Linked DNA regions of Homo sapiens: region 2 is linked to region 1. A link is an interaction called in ENCODE POLR2A ChIA-PET data of the cell type or tissue named here. Cell type or tissue: IMR-90. All regions are shown on one strand. Links, peaks and the distances in the headings refer to the core of each region. The heading gives the core; the rest is flanking DNA.

What was found. ChIA-PET counts read pairs that join two places held together with the same protein. Peaks named below come from ENCODE experiments on the same cell type or tissue, not always from the same donor. Only the 100,000 strongest peaks of a DNase experiment are listed, where the experiment ranks them.
Region 2: POLR2A ChIA-PET joins it to region 1 with 14 read pairs; 2 of 35 experiments call an interaction of 5 or more read pairs at or near these places.

The regions. Positions count from the first base shown.
Region 1 is chr13:64,564,619-64,576,029 of GRCh38, forward strand. No RefSeq gene overlaps it. Among named protein-coding and RNA genes, the nearest start is that of LINC00355, 490 kb to the left of the region's middle. In IMR-90, for the core only: no CTCF peak of the experiment used is centred there; no DNase peak of the experiment used is centred there.
Region 2 is chr13:64,638,056-64,649,466 of GRCh38, forward strand. It overlaps LOC107987190 (a long non-coding RNA gene), which reads left to right and starts at 6,181. Exons shown (of 2, transcript XR_001750010.1): 1 at 6,181-6,264; 2 at 11,154-11,286. In IMR-90, for the core only: no CTCF peak of the experiment used is centred there; no DNase peak of the experiment used is centred there.

The DNA of each region.
Region 1 (11,411 bases), core at 1,855-9,854:
AGTTCTTTAGTGGTAATTTCTGAGATTTTGGTGCACCCATCATCCAAGAAGTGTACACTGTATCCAGCGTGTAGTCTTTTGTCCCTTACACCCATCACCCCTTCTTCTGAGTCCCCAAAGGGCATTACATTATTCTTATGCCTTTGCATTCTCATAGCTTAGCTTTCACTTATAAGTGAGAACATATAATATTTGGTTTTCCATTCTTGAGTTACTTCATATAGAATAACGTTCTCCAACTCTGTTCAGGTTGCTGTGAAAGCCATTATTCCATTCCTTTTTATGACTCAGTAGTATTCCATGGTATGTATGTACCACATTTTGTTTATCCACTCATTGGCTGATGGGCATTTAGGCTGGTTCAGGATTCTTGCAGTTGCAAGTTGTGCTGCTATAAACATGCATGTGCAAGTGTCTTATTCATATAATGACTTATTTTCCTCTGGGTAGATGCCCAGTAGTGGGGTTGTTGGATCAAATGGTAGATCCACTTTTACTTCTTTGAGGTATCTCCATACTGTTTTCCATAGTGGTTGTACTAGCTTACATTCCCACCAGCAGTGTAAAAGTGTTTCCTTTTCATCACATCCATGTCACCATTTATTATTTTTTGATTATGCCCTCTCTTGCAGGAGTAAGGTGGTATCATATTGTGGTTTTGATTTGCATTTCCCTGATAATGATATTGAGCATTTTTCATATGTTGGTTGGCCATTTCTATATCTTCTTTTTAGAATTGTCTATTCATGTACTTTGCCCACTTTTTGGTGGGATTATTTGGTTATTTCTTGCTGATTTGTTTGAGTTCCTTGTAGATTCTGGATATTAGTCCTTTGTTAGATGCATAGTTTGTCAGTCTGTTTACTCTTCTGCTTATTTCTTTTGCTGTGTAGAAGATTTTAAGTTTAATTAGGTCCCATCTATTTATCTTTGTTTCTGTTGCATTTTTTTTCCAGGGGGGAGGTGTTCTTGGTCATAAGCTTTTTGCCTAAGCTGATGTCCAGAATAGTTTTTTCCATTGTTATCTTCCAGAATTCTCATGATTTCAGGCCTTAGATTTAAGTCTTTCATCTATCTTGAGTTAATTTTTGTATAAGGTGAGAGATGAGGATCCAGTCTCATTCTTCTACTATGGCTTGCTAGTTATCCCAGTACCATTTGTTGAATAGGGTGTCCTTTTCCCACTTTATGTTTTTGTTTGGTTTGTCAAAGATCAGTTGGCTGTAAGTATTTGGGTTTATTTCTCGGTTCTCTATTCCATTGGTCTGTGTGCCTATTTTTATAACACTACCATGCTATTTTGGTAACTATAGCCTTGTAGTATAGTTTGAAGTCAAGTAATGTGATGCCTCCTGATTTGTTATTTTTGCTTAGTGTTGCTTTGGCTGTGCAAGGTCTTCTCTGATTCCATAAGAATTTCAGAATTATTTTTTCTAGTTCTGTGAAGAATGATGATGGTACTTTAATGGGAATTGCATTGAATCTGTAGAATGCTTTTGGCAGTATGATCATTTTCATAATATTGATTCTACCCATTCATGATCATGGAAGGTGTTTCCATTTGTTTGTGTCATGGATGATTTTTTTCAGCAGTATTTTTGTGTTTTTTTTCTGTATAGATCTTTCACTTCCGTGGTTAGGTATATTCCTAAGTATTTTATTATTACTATTATTTTGCAGCTGTTGTAAAAGGGATTGAGTTCTTGATTTGTTTCTCAACTTGGTTGTTGTTGTTGTACAGCAGTGCTACTGATTTGTGTACATTGATTTTGTATCCTGAAACTTTACTGAATTGATTTATCAGACCTAGGAGCTTTTTGGATGAATGTGTAGGATTTTCTAGGTTTACAATTATATCTTTGGCAAACAGCAACCATTTGAGTTCCTCTTTATCTATTTGGATGCCTTTAATTTCTTTCTGTTGTCTTATTGCTCTGGCTAGGACTTCCAGTACTTTGCTGAATAGAAGTGGTGAAAGTGGAGGCATCTTTGTGTTTTTCCAGTCCTCAGGAGAAATCCTTTCAATGTTTCCCTGTTCCGTATTAAGTTGGTTGTGGGTTTGTCACAGATTACTTTTATTACCTTGAGCATGTCCCTTCTATGCTGATTTGGCTGAGGGTTTTAATCATAAAAAGATGCTGGATTTTGTCAAATGCTTTTTCCATATCTATCGAGATGATCATATAGTTTTTGTATTTAATTGTTTATGTGATGTATCACATTTGACTTGCATATGTTAAACCATCCCTGCATCCCTGGTATGAAGCCCACTTGATCATGGTGTATTATTTTTTTGATATGCTGTGGAATCCATTTAGCTAGTATTTTCTTGAGGATTTTTCATCTATGTTTATCAAAGAAATTGATCTGTAGTTTTCTTTTTACTTTATGTCCTTTCCTGGTTTTGGAGTTAGGGTGAAGCTGGGATCATAGAATGATTTAGAAAGGATTCCCTCTTTCTCTATCTTTTGGGATAGTTTCAGTAAGATTGGTACCAATTCTTCCTTAATGTCTGATAGAATTCTGCTGTAAATCCATCTGGTCCTAGAGGGTTTTTTTGTTAACATTTTTTTTTATTATTAGTACTGTTTTAAGCTTGGTACTTGTTATTAGTCTGTTCTGAGTTTCTATTTCTTCCTGATTTAATCTGGGAGGGTTGTATATTTCTAGGAATTTATCTATCTCCTCTAGATATTCTAGTTTGTGTATGTAAAGGTGTTCATAGTAGCCTTGAATGATTTTTTATATTTCTGGTATCGATTGTAATATATTCTGTTTCATTTTTATTTGAGCTTATCTGAATTTTCTCTTCTTGGTTAATCTCACCAATGGTCTATTGATTTTGCTTATCTTTTCAAAGAACCGGCTCTTTATTTAATTTATCTTTTGTGTTTTTGTTTGTTCCAGTTTCATTTACTTCTGCTTTGTTATTTCTTTTCTTCTGCTGAGTTTGGGTTTGGTTTGTTCCTGTTTCTTTAGTTCCGTAAGGTGTGACCTTAGGTAGTTTATTTGTGCTCTCTTATACTTTTTGATGTAAGCATTTAATACTATGAACTTTCCTCTTAGCACTGCTTTTGCTGCATCCCAGGGGTTTTGATAAGCTGTGTCACTATTATTTTTCAGCTCAAAGACTTTTCAAATTTTTATCTTGATTTTATTGTTGACTCAAAGATCATTCAAGAGCAGATTATTTAATTTCTATGTATTTGTATAGTTTTGAGGGTTCCTTTTGGAGTTAATTTCCAGTTTTATTTCACTGAGTTCTGAGAGAATACTTGATATAATTTCCATTTTCTTAAACGTATAGAGACTTGTTTTGTGACCTATTATATGCTCTATCTTGGTGAATGTTCCATGTGCTGAAGAAAAGAATGTATAGTCTTCAGTTGTTGGGTGGGATGTTCTATAAATATCTATGAAGTCCATTTGTTCTAAGGTATAATTTAAGTTCATTGTTTTTTGTTGACTTTTTGTCTTGATGACCTGTCTATTGCTGTCAGTGGAGTATTGAAGTCCCCACTATTATTGTGTTGCTGACTTTCTCATTTCTTAGGTCTGGTAGTAATCATTTTACAAATTCTGGGGCTCCAGTATTAGATGCATATATATTTAGGATTGTGATATATTTCTGTTGGACCAATTCTTTTCTCATTATATAATGTCCCTCTTTGTCTTTTTTTTTCACTGTTGTTGCTTTAAAGTCTGTTTTGTCTGATATAAGAATAGCTACTCCTGCTTGCTTCTGCTGTTCATTTATGTGGAATATCTTTTTTCCACCTCTTTACATTAAGTTTATGTGAGTCCATGTGTTAGGTGAGTCTCTTGAAGACATGAGCCATCCACCAAGACACCACTTGTTTGGTGGATTTGTATCCATTCTGCCATTTTGTATTTTTTAAGTGGAGATTTTAGGCCATTTACATTCACGTTAGAATTGAGATGTGAGGTACTGTGCTATTCCTCATGTTAATTGTTGCCTTAACACCTTTGTTTTTTTCTGTTGTGTTAATGCTTTCTAAGCCCTATGAGATTTACACTTTAAAGGGGTTTTATTTTGGTGTATTTCCATGTTTTGTTTCAAGATTTAGAATTCCTTTTAGCAGTTCTTGTACAGCTGAGTTTGTAGAGGCAAATTCTCTCAACATTTGTTTGTCTGAAAGAGACTTTATCTTTTCCTCACTTATGAAACTTAATTTTGCTGGATACAAAATCCCTGGCTAACAATTATTTTGTTTCAGGAGGCTAAAGATGGGACCCCATTCCCTTCTGGCTTGCAAGGTTTCTGCTGAGAAGTCTGCTGTTAATCTGATAGTTTTCCTTTATAGGTCATCTGATGATTTTTTCTCACAGCTGTTAAGATTTTTTCCTTTTTTTTGAATTTTGATAACCTGATGACTCTGTGCCTAGGTGATAATCTTTTTGGAATGAATTTCCCAGGTGTTCTTTGAGATTCTTGTATTTGGATGTCTAGATCTGTAGTGAGGCAGGAAAGTTTTCTTCAATTATTCCCTCAAATATGTTTTCCAAACATTTAGATTTACCTTTTTCCTCAGGAACACGAATTGTTCTTAAGTTTAGCTGTTTAACATAATCACAAACGTCTTAGAGGCTTTGTTCATTTTTTCAATTATTTTTTCTTCATATGTATGATTAGGTTAAACTGAGAGCCTTATCTTCAGGCTGTAAAATTCTTTATTCTGCTTGTTCTACTCTATTATTGAAATTTTCCACTGCATTTTTCTATTTCTCCAAGTGTGTCTTTCACTTCCAGCAGTTGTGATTGCTTTTTCTGTATGATATCTATTACTCTGAATAATTTTTCATCCAGATCCTGTACTTTTTAAAAATTTCTTTAAGTTGGTTTTCACCTTTCTCTAGTGCCTCCCTGAGTAGCTTAAAAATCAATTTTTGGAACTCTTTATCTGGCATGCAGAGATTTCTTCTTGGTTTGGATCCATTGCTGGGGAGTTGGTATGATCTTTTGGGCATGTTATAGAACTCTGTTTTTTCATATTACTAGAATTACTAGTTCCTTCTCATTTGGGTACAGTATTTCAGTGGAGATGTCTGAAACTCAGGGCTGCTGTTTCAGCTGCTGCTTGTCATGCTGACAAGATTCTCTTGTCCCATGGGGGTGATTCCTTGATGTCATGCTCTCAACCTTACCCTTGGATTGGGGCCTCCTGATTGCTGAACTGCAATGATTCTTATTGCTCTTCTTGGTCTAGCTACTTATTGGGCTCCCAAGCTCTGGGCTGGTGCTCGGGGATGTCTGCAATGAGTCTTGTGATGTGATCCATTTTCAGGTCTCTCACCCATGGATACCAACACCTACTCTGGTAGAGGTGGCAGGGAAGTGAAGTAGACTGTGAAAGTCCTTGGATATGTCTAGTGTGCTGGCTTTCATCAATTCTGGTTGTGCTAGCAATGAAGTTGTCATATGGACACACTCAGGTTCTCTGGTTAGCCACAATGCTGCAGGCAGTAGAATTAGGTGTTGACATCTCCTTCCTGGAATCAGGTTTATTCTGTCATGAGTTGCTGTAATGGCCTAAGTTGATTTGTCTCAAGTCAGGAGGTGGCATTTTCAAAAGAGCACCAGTTACAGTAGTAGTAGGGGGATCTAAGCTTGCTCTTGCCCTAAGATGGCCAGTGTAAGTATTTTGGTTTCTCAAACAATGGGCAGGGCTGTATAGCTCTCGAGAGTTTCTATGTTTTGTGTTCAGCTACCAGGACAGATAGGAAAATACCATAAGCTTGGGGCAGTGTTCGGTGGGTCTGGGCTCTGATTCTCCTTTGGGCAGGGCCTGCTGCCACCTCTGTAGCAGATGGGGGGATGGCTTCCAGGTCAATGGGGTTATGTTCCAGAGAGGATCTTGGCTGCCTCTGCTGTGTCATATAGTTCAGGAAAGTGGGGGATAGTCAGTAGCAAGAGACCTCATATAGCTCCCACACAGTTGGTGAGGCCAGTCTCACCCCTGCACTCCATACTTTGGGAACTCAGTACCCCACTCAGACCTTGCCCCAGGCCATGAGCTAACCCTCTGAGGATACAAGCACTGCTATTGGACCATGTCCCTCCCTGTCTGCCCACTCTATCGGTGGCTCCTGCATGCCTGCACTCTTATCTGTAACAGCTCTCATTTGTCTCCTGACTCTGCTCAAGAAAATTTGTGCCCAGTCTGAACCACTACCAATTTCAGTTGGAAGCTTCCTTATCCTCACAACCCCTCCTCAATTCCATTAGCTGACTTCCCCAAGAGCCCCTGTGATACATAGTGAGGGATAGCTTCTCTGGGCTCAAGCTGGATTCCCCACTGCTACTTTTACTATTCAATTTTATGTGACTCCCTAAATTCATTTCATCTCTAGATAAGGTTAAATCCTTCTCCTGTGATCTGGATTTTCAGATTCTCAGTAGGGATGTGTGTTCAGAGGCAGGTATTTTCCCTCTCATACTTTGGGAACTCAGTTTTTTTGCCTGTTTTGTGGAATCTGCAGCCGTGTGCTGCTTTTTTCAAAGGATCTGCAAATTCTTTTGGTGTTTCTGGTATGTTCCTGCAGTGGTTCTTGGAGCAAAAGATCATGGTGTGAGTCTCCACTTGCTGTTTCATCCGTCCATGTGGGAGCTGCCTGTTAGCCCTGTCTCCTATCCTCTATCATCTCTGCTCTAATTTATGATACTAGCAATTTGTGTCCTCTCTTTTTCTTAATTAGCCTAGAGGCTTATCAGGTTTTTTGGTCTTTCCAAATAAACTGCTTTTCATTGATTTCTAAGCTCTTTTTTTATTATTATTATTTTTTTCTGCTTACTTTGGATTTAATTGCACTTCTTTCCAGGTTTTTTTTTTTTTTTTTTTTTTTTTTTTTGTTGTTGTTGTTGTTGTTGTTGTTGTTGAGACGGAGTCTCGCCTGTGGCCCAGGCTGAAGTGCAGTGGCACGATCTCGGCTCACGGCAAGCTCCGCCTCCCCGGGTTCACGCCATTCTCCCGCCTCAGACTCCCAAGTAGCTGGGACTACAGGCGCCCGCCACCACACCTGGTTAATTTTTTTGTATTTTTAATAGAGGCAGGGTTTCACCGTGTTAACCAGGATGGTCTCGATCTCCTGACCTCATGATCCACCTGCCTCGGCCTCCCAAAGTGCTGGGATCACAGGCATGAGCCACCGCGCCTGGCCCCTAGTTTTTTTTTTAAGGTGGAAAATTAGATGATTGATTTTAAGTTGTTCTTTTTTTTCTATTATATATTCTCAATGCCAGAATTTTCCTGTAAGCACTGCTTTCACTGCATCCTGCAAATTTTGATAAGTAGTGTTTTCATTTCCATTTAGTTCAAAATATTTTTACTTCTTTTGAGATTTCTTCTTTGAAGTATATGGTTAATTTCTATATATTTTGGGATTTTCCATTTGTCTTTCTGTTGTTGCTTTCTAGTTTAATTCTATTGTGTTATGTGAGCAGACATTGTATAATTTTAATTTTTTTGTTTAGGTATATGTTAGGGCCCATAATGTGGCCTATATGGTAAATTTTCTATATGAGCTTGAAAAGAATACATAATTTGCTGTGGTTTGATAAAATAGTCTGTAGATGTCAATTATATCCAACTGATTGATGATGTCTTGAGTTGGACCACGTTCTTAGTAATTTTCTGCCTACTGGATCCATCCATTTTTGAGAGAGGTGTTGAAGTCTCCATGTATACTACTGGGTTAATCTATATCTCCCTGCAACTCTGTCAGTTTTTGCTTTACATATTATGATTCTCTGTAGTTGGGTGTGGCTTTGTCCTCTTTGATAATTGACTTATCATTATTTGGTGACTTTATCTCTCATAACTTTTCTTATTCTGATGTCTTCTTGTCTGAAATTAATATAATTATGTTCACTTTCTTTTGATTAGTGTTATCATGGTATATTTTTCCCTATACCCTTATTTTTTATTTATATGTCTTTAAGTGGGTTTTCTGTTGACAAAATACAGTTTTCTTATAATTATAGATTCTGGTAATCACTGTTTTTAATTGGTGTATTTTGGCCATGACATTTGAGGTGATTGTTGTTTAATATCCAATATATTTGTAAATTATTTTCTATTTGTTGCACTTATTTCTTGTTTCATTTTTTCTCCACAATTTTTCTTTTTTTTATTTCAATTGAGCATTTTAAATGACAAAATTTTCTCTTTTCTTAGTCTATCAATTATATACCTAGAAAAATAGAATTTGTCTTAGAGTTTGCAATGTACATTTACAACGAATCCTAGCCCACTTTCCAAAAAAAAAAAAAAAAAAAAATACGAGTTTACAGGTACTGTGAGCACTTTATAATAAGAAAATAATCCTAATTTTTTCACCCCAACCCTGTATCATTGCTGTCATTCACTTCTCATATATGCACATATACATGCACACACACATACACACACATCTGTGATTGAATACATTTTTGCTTTTATTATTTTGAACAAACTGTTATCCATTAGGTAAATCAGGATAAAAATAATGATAATTATTAACCCTAATAGTCAATTAACAATAAGAAAAATAATCTTTCTTTATATAGATCAAAATTTCTGACTCTATATCATTTTTCTTTTCTCTAAGAAACTTCTAACATTTATTTCAAGATGGGCGACTGGAAAAAAAATTCCTCAATTTTTATTTGTATAAGAAAGACATCATTTCTATTTCATTTTTGAAAAACAATTTCTCAGAGTAACACATTATATGTCGGTGGATTTTTCTCTCAAATTTTGAACATATCACTTCACTCTCTTCTTGCTCACGTGGTTTCTGAGGAGAAATCAAATATAAGAACTCCTATCTTTGCTCTCCTATAGATAAGGGGTTTGTTTTTGTTTATGTCCTCTAGTATATTTCAGGGTTTTTTCTTTATCTTTGATTTTAAGGAGTTTGATATGCCTAGGTATTTTTTTGTTGTTGTTGTTGTTAGTTTGGCATTTATCCTGCTTGGTAGTCTCTGAGCTTCATAGACCTGTAGTTTGACATCTGTCATTAATTCAGGGGACTTCTTGATTATTATTTATTCAAATATTTCTTCTGTTTATTTTCTCGTTTCTTCTCTTTTCGGTATTTCCATTTTGCATATGTACACCTTTTGTTGTTGTCCCACAGTTCTTAATTTTTCTTTTATAATTTTTTTCAGCCTTTGTTCCTTTTGCTTTCAGTTTTGGAGTCTTTTCTTTAATTAAGATATCCTCAAGTTCAGAGATTCTTTCTTCAGCCATGTGTAGTCTACTAATAAACTCATCAAAGGTATTCTTTATTTCTATTACAGTATTTTCAATCTCTGACATTTTTTAAAATTTTGTCTTAACATTTCCATCTGTCTACTTATACTGCCTATGTGTTTTTTTCATGTTCTCTACTTTATCCAGTAGAGCCCTCAGGATATTAATCATAATTGTTTTAATTTCTAGTCTGATATGTCCAACATCTCTGCATATCTGAGTTGGGACCTGATGCTTAGTTTTCCTCTTCAAACTGTATATTTTGTCTTTTAGTATGCCTCATAATTGTTTCTTGATACTAGGAAATGATAGTAAGTACAAAGAATTAGAATAAATAGGCTTTTAGTAATGTGGTGTTAAAGCGTGGGATGTGAGGACGTGTTCTTTAGCACAATGATTAGGTCTTCATCTGTTAGTAAACCTGTCCCTTTGGTCAGTGAACTTCATAAGCACTTCTCAGCTCCACTCTGCCCTTGGTTGGGACAGGATTTCTAGATTGGGTTGGAGTTGGGTATTCCTCTATTCCCAGTATTGTTAGGCTCTGAAAATTTTCTTATGGTTTAGGTTCTGGTAAAGTAGTTTTTCTTCAGGGTAGACTTTGTTAAGAAGAGCAGAATGCTGTGTCTTATTTCAAAATAGTTACTTTCCCCCTGCCTCTGTCACAAGCTTCAGGCTATTTTTCTCTGATATTCACTGTTGAGAATGCAGTCAAGCTTCTAGAGGTAAAACTCACAAAAGCATGAGGACATCCCTATGACTAGGTTTCCCTGGAGTTTAACTCTCAGACTTGTTTACACTGAGTTTCTAGCAATGTATGGATTCAAGTTAGGTCTTCCTACCCTGGCACTGGTTCCCATGAAGGTATTTGTAAGTGGGTTTCTGCTGTGATAAATTGTGATTTGTGTATTTGCTCTTCTGTGTCTCCAAATTACGGGGGCAGTAGTTTGCTCTGTGGCCTCACTTCTCTGACAGATATAAGAAGGGGTAGTAGATTTTTTAGTTTCTTCATATTTTCACTAGTTAAGATAGAGTGGAGAATTCTAGTCTCCTTTCATGCTATACCAGAAACGAGAAATCATTAGGACTTTATCTTTGCTTGAAAATCTTTGTCTTTAATTTTTATTTTATTGTACATAATTTTTAAAATTTTTCTTTCAAATTCTATCAGTTTTTTAATTCAATATTTATTTTCATGCTTAGAAATATATTTGGAGCCCAAGTTATAAAATAATTAGCTGAAATTTCTTCTACTTGTATTCGATTTAGTATCTTATGTCTATATTTTCTGTCTAAAATTTATTTTGGTTAAAAGTGATTAACCACTTCTCCGAACACCAATCATTGTCAATTCTGTCTCTTCTCCCCATTTCAAGATGCTGTCTTTCCTTTAATATAAAATCATAATGTATAATTGTGTCTAGAATTTGTATTAAGATTGGGTGATATTTATATCTCTCAATCTTATACTCAAAAGTATGATAATTTCTATAGATTTATAATATATTTTAACACCTTTTATGAAATTCCTAGCTTCATTACTCTATATTGGCTAATGTGTTTTTTTCACCGAATTTGTGTTTTTATTTTCTGAGAACTCTCTCTTTGACAAAATTTATTGTAGAATGCCACCAAAGTTTTTTTTTAAATATTTTACTAAACATCACTATTTTCAGTAAACTTTTATGATTTTATCCCTATATGGCTTGTGCTCTTAATTTTTATTCCACATCTATTTTTGTGTTCTGGTGTAAGTGTTAAAGGGATTATACTGCTGTTTTTTTTTTTTACATTTTCTAATTTCTTATTATTGCAATGTAAGAAAGCTTTTGCATGTTTGCCAATTTTTATTATATTTTGAGTTTTTTATCTGAAATCAGTTCACTTGAAATAATTCAACTATTTTATAATATTTATGCATAACTGGAAACATTGCTTTTGAAAACTGGCACAAGGCAAGGATGCCGTCTATCACCACTCCTATTCAACATAGTATTGGGAGTTCTGGCCAGGGCAATTAGGCAAGAGAAAGAAATAAAAGGTGTTAGCCAGGTGCTGTGGCTCATGCCTATAATCCCAACACTATGGGAGGCAGAGGTGGGTGGATCACCTGAGGTCAGGAGTTGGCCAGCCTGGCCAACATGGTGAAACCCCATCTCT
Region 2 (11,411 bases), core at 2,017-10,016, 74 kb after region 1:
TGACATTTAGAGATATATAATAAAATCATTTATTAAAAAACAGAAAATTGTAAATATTTACCATAAACACAAAATTTTTATTATTATTATTATTGTAGAACAACATATGATTGAAAGACAAGGACTCACAGAAGCAAACAATAGCTTTCATGACCCTTTAAAATCTATTACAGACTGTAAGACCAGAAATATTGATCATCTGAAATTTGTTCTAAGCATTCTGATACCAACTATGGGAAATAGGGAATTTAGGATGAATGTCAAGCAATTAGAATAGATCTTGTTCTAAAACTTTTTTTACATAACATTTAAAAAATCATCTCAGAAACTATAGTGCTCTAATCATCTAATAAGAATTCCAGTGCAGTTTACTTCCTCCTTCTTGTTTAAGGGGGTAACCATGCTGTACATTTTACATTTCTTAAGGCAAATTTTCAGAAAGAAATATAGAAATAAGACATTCCCGTAGTCTATAAAAAATAACTTGACTCTATACTTAAAAAGCTATATTTTTTCTATTAAGAAATTATGTTTAGAGTAAATAATCATTACTCTATTAGTTAATAAGGAGAACTGCTTACAATTTGTTTCTAGCCAAAGAAAATTCTAAGCTAGAGATAGGATTAAGAAGTAACATCTTTGAGCACAAATCACATTAATGCGTACTGTTAAGGTCCTGCAGAGGATCTCCTGAATAATGCTTATTATCTGCTTTCCTTTCCATTCTCTTGTCACTACCTTATTTCAGTTTCTCCCTAATTTACGATTTCCTAGTTGTTTTTAGGATTTAAATTTGCGAATTTTTCTTTTTTTTTTTTTGATGGAGTTTCACCTTTTCACCCAGGCTTAAGTACAATGGCACAATCTCCGCTCACTGCAACCTCAGCCTCCCAGGTTCAAGCGATTCTCCTGCCTCAGCCTCCCAAGTATCTGGGATTCCAGGTGCCTGCCACCACGCCAGGCTATTTTTTTGTATTTTTAGTAGAGACAGGGTTTCGCCATGCTGGACAGGTTGCTCTCGAACTCCTGAAAATTTGCCAATTTTTAAGTCTATTCTATCACCCTTGTCTTCTTCCACACAAATTGGATCATGACCTTTCTGCATATAAACCTTTAAGGACTTCCTTCAACTTTAACAGCGTAGTACACATATAGTACATGATTGCTATGTTTTGAAGGTTTGTCCCCTCCAAAACTCATGTTGGAAGTTAATTGCTGTTGTAACAATATTACGATGAGGGAACTTTCAGAGGTAATAGGGCCATGAAAGCACTGCCATTATGAGTGGGATTAATGCTATTGCGAAAGAGCAATCTCAGATCCGTTTTGCTGCTTGGTTCTTCTGTCTTCTGCCATGTGAGCATCCAACCTTCCTCCAGAAACCAAACTTGCTGACACCTTGACCTTTGATTTCTCACCCTCAGAACTGTGAACCAATACATTTCTGTTTGTTATAAATTACTCAAGTCTCAGATATTCTGTGACCACATCACTAAGACAATGATGATGTGATTTAGACTCCAGTCATCATTTTCATTTTAGTGTCTTTACACATTTTATTTCCTCCTGGATGACTCTTCCCCCCTTCTTCATCCAGCCACTTCTATTTTCCAATTCATTTAAAAAACTCAACTTAAATATCATATCCATCAGTATGCTTTTTTCTGAATCATATTACTTTTGTTCTCCTAGTGTTTTAACATCTTCCAATTATCTTGGAGTTCTTCATATTTATTAAATATTTATTTGCCTATCTTTTCCTCTACAAAATGTCTTTGAGGGCATGTGTTATGTTTTATTGGAATTTTTGTTCCTAGAGCCCATCTTAGTGCCTGGCAAATATTAGCTCTTTAAAAAGTATTTCATAAACTTTAACGAAGGCTGGTGAAATGTTAGAATAGAAATATTCGAGTTGAATGGACTAGACACATTTAAATTATACTCCTAACATTGTTTCTTCTTTTGTGTATCTCTGGCACTATGTTCATACCTCAGTTTCTGTAACACCGTTTATCAGTTACATAGAAAATCAATTTTAATTAATGTCAACAACGTTTATGGCTTTTAAAGTAGCTATCATTTCAAAGAGGAAGTGTTTGTTTTCAGACAGAATAACCCAGCACAATGACTCACTCTCTGTATAGAGTAACTGAGTCAACATAAAGTTTTATTTACATTTTATATGTGTGTTGGGGACAGGGGAGACAGATCTCAAATCTGGTGGAGATTACAGGGAGGACTACAGCTGAGGACATAGACCTCTGCAAGATCTGTGCTTCTGTTCCATGTGGGAGTGAACATAAAACAGATTAACTTTTATCCTTTATTTCTCCATATCATAATGTATTTTTTAACACTGTTTCCTTCATGAATTTTCATCATATACATATTAACTTGTCTTATTACCTAAGAATGCTCTAATTTCAGAAGATGTATTCAGAAATGCATACCCCTCGAGAACTTCATCTGGTTTCCAACAATCCTTTTGGGGATGATGTTACTTAGTAGATTCAGTGTCTTTGAGGGTCTAGTGTTCCACTCAGCAGCATTTAGCAGGCAGGTTAGCATTTGCTTGAGAGTAACAGATGGAAAGTCAGGCTAGAGAAACATGACAAAATCTCAGATGGACTGAAGGTATATTATGCATGAGGCAAAGTGTACAAGAATAAGGCTGGAGGGTAAAGAGTGGCGAAACAACAAGCGATATAAGCTTTGCTAAAAAATTGGTTCATATCCAAATATCATTGAAAAAAATAGTGCATTTTGTAAACAGAGTTTTGACATGGCCCATCCCTTTTATTTTATTAAACAAGGGACCAGATGAGGAAGATTTTAATTGTTTATTTAATGAAATTAACACATTTTTATTAAATGTCTACTATAGTTTTTGCAGACATTATGCTACACAAAGTTATCCAACAAGAAATTATAAGAGAATAGTTTAAGACAGTGGTCATGAAGGTGGAAAGACAAGGATAAGCAAAGGAGAGTTACAAATAACAGAAATTGTAAAGAAGATAAAGAAGTTAAAGGCAATAATCAGGTTCCCCCCATGGGTAGATGAATATACAACAATCTTCAAAATATAAAATTCAGAGTTTTGCTCAAAATTATAGTAAAGAAAATCAACTGAGTTTTGGTCATTTTGAGGTTGAAGTGTCTTTTAATATTCCAGAGGACATGTTGGCATTCAACCACATATAGCTCCCTGGTGCCATAAAGTGAGGACTGTCTGGGAGAAAAATGTAGATTTAACAAGTAGTAAAAAAAAAAATTGTGAAAAAATGGACCCACATAGGTAACTCTTATAAATCCAGAAGTTCCATTAATAGGACATAGATTATTGTGCGAATAAAATATATCTCACATAAAAAAATGAAAAAATTATTTATTTCTCATAAAAATGAGATAAAAACAGTGAAATGAACATTCTCATATATAAAATTGGGTAAGGTAAAAAATATTTTGGCAATAATTTTTGATTATTTTTGTGCCTTCATTGTAAGCATGAATTGGTGCAAGTATTTGTAAGGATAGTTGTTGATTATGTATCAAAATATTAAATATGTTTATATTATTTGTTAAAACATTTTCATCTGTTGAAATCTATTTTGGTTAAATATGTAGAGATTTATCTTCAAATATAATTATTTAACACTTTTGTAATGTGGAGAAAGTTGAGTCTATTTCTACAATGGAATTTTTAAACATATTAGGTTGAATCTTTCTGGTGAGATAATACCTTTCAGTTTAAAAATTGTGGTTCTAAATAATTTTTTATGATATGTTGAAATGGCATATTGAATGCATTTCATAAACGTTTGATGACAAAATTAAGTAACATGGTATGCAAAACTATATCACTCTGATCCAAATCACGCCTTGTATAAAACATTGCATAATTACATATGCATAGACACACGCACATAACAAAGAGATGGAATTTATATCTGAATGATTTTAGCTCCATTACGGTTTTCTGCATTTTGTCATTTTCCTATCACAAACATGTTAATTTATAAATGTAAAGCATCACATTTCTCTGATATAACATTAATGGTCTCTGCAGATAGTCTAAAGACAGTCTGTTTTGGCATAGTAAGATACCAAAATACTGTAAATTGTAAATGGCTTTATGTGGCTTTGTAACCACCCAGCGGGTTCACCTTGCTGCTGCCTAGTCAGAGCTGACTTATCAAGACAGAGGAATTGCAGTGAAGAAAGACTAATTCACTCAGAGCCGGCTGTATAGGAGTTTCATTAGTACTCAAATCAATTTCCCTGAGTATTCGAGGATCAGAATTTTTAAGGATAATTGACTGGGGAGGGGCTTGGTAAGTGGCGAGTGCTGATTGGCTGGGTCGGAGATGAAATCACAGGGGGTCTAAGCGAGCATTTCTTGCTCTCTTCTGTTCCTTTGGTGGGATTACAGAACAGGTTTGTACATATTACTGGTCTGGGTGGTGTCAGCTGGTACATTGGAACTCAGGGTCTGCAAAATATCTCAGGCACTGATCCCAGGTTTTACAAAAGCAACGTTATTCCCAGTAGCAATGTGGGGAAGTTCAGAAACTTGCAGCTGGAACCTTCGTGGCCCCTAAACTGTAATTTCTAATCTCTAGCTAATCTGTTAGTCCTACAAAGGCAGACTGGTCCCCAGGAAAGAAGGGGTTTTTCAGGAAAGGGCTATTATCATCTTTTTTCAGAGCTAAACTATAAACTAAGCTCCTCTCAAAGTTAATTCAGCCTACGCCCGGGAATGAACAAGGGCAGCTTGGAGGTTAGAAGCAAGATGGCGTTGATTAGGTCACACCTCTTTTACTGTTTCAATTATAATTTTGCAATGGTGGTTTCAGCTTTGAAATCTCATTTTTCTTAATGAATTTGCTGATTCCATTTGACCTTTAGAGGAAAGAGAGATCAAAATACTTACTTCTTTTCAAATAAATGGAGTTATACAAAATCTTTAATAAGTAAACGTATCTGTGTTTATGTGATGAATGACAGAAACATATATGTTTGGCATTGTGAAAGAAAAATAAATCTCAGGATCTCAATGTCAGTAAGCCAAGGGAAAAGTCGAGCTGGGAGCCAGGTCAGGCAAAACCTGCCTCCCATTTTATTCCTAAATAAGATAGCTACAAAGAGAAAAGAGCTACATACCACCCTCACAATTTGCCCACAGGGAAATTCCTTGTAGGCCTCTAGATCTTTATCCTAAAACAATTCTGTTGAATTTCACCCTGGCAATGCAAACTGATAGCTTATCTTCACAGGTGCTGCAGACAGAAAATCATCCCTAGGCTCACCTGAGACAAACGCATGTCTGATTTCTTCCTCCATCCTATTGTGTATGCCAAAATGCAGATTCACTGAGCCACACTAAATTGTGTATTGATCAAATACTCAAAATAATGCAAACTTTATCTTTTATCTACCTATGACCTAGAATTCCCCCTGCCCCCTTCCCTCTTCCAGATTTCCCACCTTACCAGACTGAACTAATGTATATCTTACAAGTATTGACTGATATCTCATGTCTCCCTAAAATGTATGAAAGCAAGCTGTACCCTGACAAAGCGAGCATATGTCCTCAGGACCTCTTGGGGCTGTGTCATGGGTGCATCCTTCGCGTTGGCAAAACAAACTTTCTAAATTGATTGAGACCTGTCTCAGGTATTTTGGGCTCACAGCATAAATACTATTCCACTTCTTTTGAGAGAAGCTTAAATGCATCTGGAGATGGGCCGTCAGTGTTAAGAATCTAATTGAAGCAACTAGTCATGAAGAAAAGAGTTAAGCATTTAATCACTTACTGTCATGCTTTAACAAGAGGCTAAAACCATAAAAAGGGCCAACCCCCTCCAATCCATTTCCTTTCAAAGAATGGCATTGCAGTGCAGGGTCAGGTGGATCAGCACAGATGTGTGGGTCATTGCCCGGTAGAGAGAGCCTCCAAAAAAGCTCCAACAGTTTTAAGGACTTTGGGGGTCAGGGGACAAAGTTGAAGGAGAGAACTAGGTATGAAAAATTACTGAGAATTGAATCACAGCAGACAAAAGTTTCAGTTTCCTCTTTTCCCCTGATAAGGAGACCTCATTAGAAATGCCGGAAGAGGGTGTCAGATGAAGGCAAAGAGACCTAGGAATAAAGGTGACTGTGCTAGGAAGAACTGGAAAGAAACATGTAAGAATCAGAGATATTTATGGAAAATGATGATACTTTCTTTACTTCCAGGTATTAGAGGAATATGATTCGAAAGAGGTAATGGCCTAAGATTTTAATATCTATGTTTACTAGTATTATTCTAAAAGTAGACAAAATATTTCTTACTACAGGACTAACTAAGTCATTTCCATTTGCCCTAGGGTAATCTAATGAGAGCCAGATGTCTTGCTATACCTACTTATGACTGTACTGTGAGAGCCCCAAAATAGGGTCTAGGTGTTTATTCAGGAGAGGAACCCTTGTACCCTCACTCCTCCTAAGAAAGAAAGATGAACACACCACAGTATAAACAAATTCTCCTCTTGAAAACATGGGAAAGATTCTTGGTTCCTATGATTTAGAAATGTTACTAAGTGTCTCTAGGGGAAGATATGATAGGGGTTTTCAAATTTAAAACATGAGATTAATCCCTTTTGGAATATAATTACATAGGAAGATAACTCATTAAATTGCTCTGGAAGTTTCTTGGCTATTCAGTTACCTTTTCCATCAATTCAGGACCCTTCTCCTTGAAATTACGTGGTCAAAAGAGATAAGAAAAAGATGTATATCTTTTGAGTGAAAGCAAATAGTTTTAAGATTAAGGAAGCCAATGGCTGCAAGCCTAACACCTATAGCATGTGAGGAACAAATACTTCTGGGAGATACAAAAGCAAACATACTCTATTTCATAACATATAAATGTCCATAACTCTGGAGACCAGGACTTTGAAGGAAGATTGAAAATTGTGGGAAAGACTTGTCTTCCCTCAGTGACGTAACTGAATCCTATAGAAAGTTTTTAGAGTGGTAGAAACAATAAGCTAGATAATTTCAAGGCAGATGTCCTTGAGAAAAGTGTCTTGTACCTCTCAATTATAATCAGAGACAGCTATCCAGTTTGCCTAATTGCCTAGTTGTTGGGTCAATTATGACAGTAGAAAATAAGGAAAATTTGCATTTTTAAAGAAACCTAAAAGGTGGCTATTTTTCTATGAAAAAAATATGAATTACAAAGTATTAGAAAAAATACTAACTTTTTTTATGTCTTTTCTCTCACAAAGTATTAGAAAACATACTAACTTTTTTTTTTTTTTGAGACGGAGTTTTGCTCTTGTTGCCCAGGCTGGAGTGCAACGGAGCAATCTCAGCTCACCGCAACCTCCGCCTCCCAGGTTCAAGTGATTCTCCTTCCTCAGACTCCCAAATAGCTGGGATTACAGGCATGCACCACCATGCCCGGCTAATTTTGTATTTTTAGTAGAGATGGGGTTTCTCCACGTTGGTCAGGCTAGTCTTGAACTCCCAACCTCAGGTGATCCACCTGGGGTTACAGGGTGCTGGGATTACAGGCGTGAGCCATCACACTCTGCCAATATTATCATTTTTGATGTCTTTTCTCTCACAAAGTATTAGAAAAAATATTAACATTTTTGATATCTTTTCCCTCATAGTGTAACTGTGATAACTTAAAGATATTAGTACTTTAAGAATAATGTTAAGTGTCATTAAACATGTAAAAAAGAATGCATGATACAAAAGTTTATTAAAAAACTCAAGTGTGCTTCTCTAGTCTATAAACAATAATGCTGCTTGACTCTGCACAAATTGGCAGTCATAAAAATTCTGTAAAAAGGCATTTTAAAGATATAATACTGAATTTCATGATCAGAAGGGCATGTATTGTTATTTGAGCCTGTCAGATGATTAATGAGGATGAAGCTTCCAAAAATTAATTAGCTGAAAAGAACATCTACCGATTTCAGTAACTTTCCATGGAAAGCATACAATTTTATGACAAACATCTTCTCCTTTTGTAGCTATTACCTAGTAATTTTGTAGATCCCTAAATCTGAATGCAAATGAGCTAAGTGTTAACCCATCTAAAAAACGCAATTATTGTTTGAGTAAAATTATCATTATAAGAACATTAGTTTAAGGCTATAAAATTGATTATTTTTGCCAAGTATCTTCCATTTGAAGGTTAATGTGTACTTAAAACACTTTAAAAAATTTCTTCTGTCTTCCTAAATGTCAGTAATAGTCAGTACTTAGTGTTTGTTAAAAAAAAAAAAAATGTATAAGATGTGTTTAATCCAAATCTCACCATGGCTTTCTATTGATCTGTCATAATTTATCATCTATTTATCTAAGTTTTAAACTGCTTCTACATATATTTTAATTATTTTGAATTTATGGACAATAAGCTACATCTATGTTATTTAATAAAGCATCCACTAAAAAATTGAGCTTACTCAAAAGTGAATACAATAACAACAAAATACCAGATTTGATTTTTCTGGTATTTGATTATGTCACACAAACTTTATCTCTTTTGTTACTTTATTAATCATTCTTTGACCAAAGATTTATTAAGGCCCTGCTATGTGCCAGAGAGTATGCTAGATATTATGCTTTGCAAAGATTACTGAGCTTTGAATCAAATATATTGCATGATAATTAATATCTTTGTCTTTGAAACCAGGAAGACTTGAGTACAAGTCCAATTCTATCACTTAGGGTTTGCGAATGACACTTCAGCTGATAATTGTATACATTTTCTTATTGCTATCTTAACTATACCTAAAATACCAATAATATAAATAACAAAATTATGATTTCAAATGAATATAGACACAGAAATTATACCTTCACAAAAATTTATTGAAATGGGTCAAAGATATAAACATAAAATATAAAAACATAAAACTCCTAGAAAACAACATAGGAGAAAATTTAGATACCTTGGTTTGGCAATCACTTTTCACACATAAAAACAAAAGCATAACCCATGAAAAAATCTGAAAATGTGAACTTCATTAAAATTAAAACTTGTCATATGCAAATAATACTTGTCAAAGAATGGAAAGAGAGATCTCAGTGTCAGAGAAAATTTTTGCAAAATAGATGTGATAAAGGACTGGTATCTAAAATATATAAAGAACTCATGGAACTCAATAAAAAATAGCTAAAAATTTGCAATAAATCTCACTGATACTTCATCAAAGAAGATATACAGATGGAAAATGAGCATATAAGATCATCAACATCATATGTCAGGTCATTAGAGATTTGCAAATTAAAGCAACAGTAAGATATCGCTACATATCTGTTAGAATGGCCAAAATTTTCAATAATGACAATGCTAAATGCTGACTGGGATGGGGAGTAACAGGAACTGTCTTTCGTCGCTGGTGGGAGTGTAAAATGGTACAGCCACTGTGGAAGATGATTTCTTAGTTATTTACAAAAGTAAACATACTCTTGCCATACAATCCAGCAATTGCATTCCTTGATATTTATCCAAATGAGTTGACAACTTATATATGCACAAAAATATTTATACTAGCTCTATTTATAATTGCCAAAACATGGAAATGACCAAGATATAGTGCAAGAGATGAATGAATAAACAAACACATACTGTATGATTCCAACTATATGACACTTTGAAAAAGGTAAAACCATAGAGACAGAGAAAAGATCAGTGGTTGGTGAGGGTATGGGGGTTTGAGTAGAGACAAAAAAGAAGGAGTACAGGAGATGTGTAGGGCAGTAAATGTTTTTGTATGACACCGTGATAATTGAGAAGTCATTACATATTTGTCAAAACCCGTAGAATGTATAACACAAACAATGAACCCTAAATGATGAACTTTATTAACTTTAGTTAATAATAATATATCAATATTGGTTCATCAATTATATCAAGTATACCACACTAACAGAAGATGCAAATAATAGATCAACCTGTATGTGGAGAGACAGGGCATACGTGGGAACTCTATACTTTCTGTTTATTTTTATGTAAGGATAAAACTATCCTAAAAATAACGTTCATTTCATAAAAAAGATGAAGGGAAGATTCAGAGAAGACTGCAAAAAAATAGAGCTTTATGTGTTTTCATCTTGCTCTTGGCTCAGTGCATGATGAATAGATATAAGAACTATAAGGCAGTAGTGTTGCTGATGAATATGGTAAGGAAGATAATAAGAGAAAAAAGAGAAAATCTTAGATTGATGTGATAAGTATCACTTTACCAAAAAAGAGCTTACCAAACTTAGAAGAATAAATGAGTACCTCCATTAGGGTTGGGAGACTGAGAACAACTATGTAGAAAGTTTTTATAGAAAAATGCCATTTAAGCTGAGATTTTTAAGGATAAGTAAATTTGATTAGACAGAGCAGGAAGTAAAGAAGCTTCCCAGAGTAGAAATGGCATTTGCAAAGCAAAAGTATCATGAAAACTGGCAAATTTAGGAAAATGACTAGTAAATATGTCAGAAGTACTAAATGCATGACAAGATACAGAGATGAATTTGTAAGCCAGGAGTCCTTTAAAGATATACTACAGATTACTTGGTTTATGTTCTAAAAGTTTAAACAATGAGTATTGGAGTTATAATAATTAGCAATTTGCTTTCAATATTCAGATTAAAAAGTTATTGAATAGGATTTTCAGACTGCTTATCCAGCAATCTAGTATTCAGTATTTTTGAGGTTCATGAAAATGCATAATTTTAGGTGGGATTTTAGATTTGGGGTTAAACCTAAGATTAATTGCCAGTAGAGATAAACTAAAGAACCTACAGATATTTAGGTATTGAAGTACTTCAGAAAATTTTTATTGATTACTTCAACATGAAAGACAATGGTAAAATATGCATTTCTCATTTTCTCCTTCAAAAAATTTTACTGAGTGAGAATGAATGGGTGAAATTTTATTACTGCTGCTTTGCTATGATTGAAATGTCCCCTTCAAAACTCAGTTGAAATGTAATTGTCATTGTGATAGTATTAAAGGTGGACTAATTAAGAGGTGATTAGGCCATGAAGGTACTCTCTTCATGAGTGGATTAAATGTTGTCATCATGGAAGTGTGTTTTTATCACAAGAATGAGTTGCTGTAAAAAGCAAGTTTAGTTCTCTCTTGTTGCTTTCTTAGGCTTTCTTGGCCTTCTGCCTTCCACCATTAGATGATGCAGCAAGAAGACCATCACCAGGTACTGACACACCTTAATTTTGGACTTTCCAGCCTCCAGAAGCATGAGAAATAAATTTATTTTCTTTATAAATTACCCAGTCTGTGTATTCTATTATTGCAACACAAAGTGGACTAAGACAGAAAATTGGGACCAAGAAATGGGACTGTTGCTATAAGAGATACTTGAAAATGTGAAAGTGGCTTTGGAACTGGCTAATG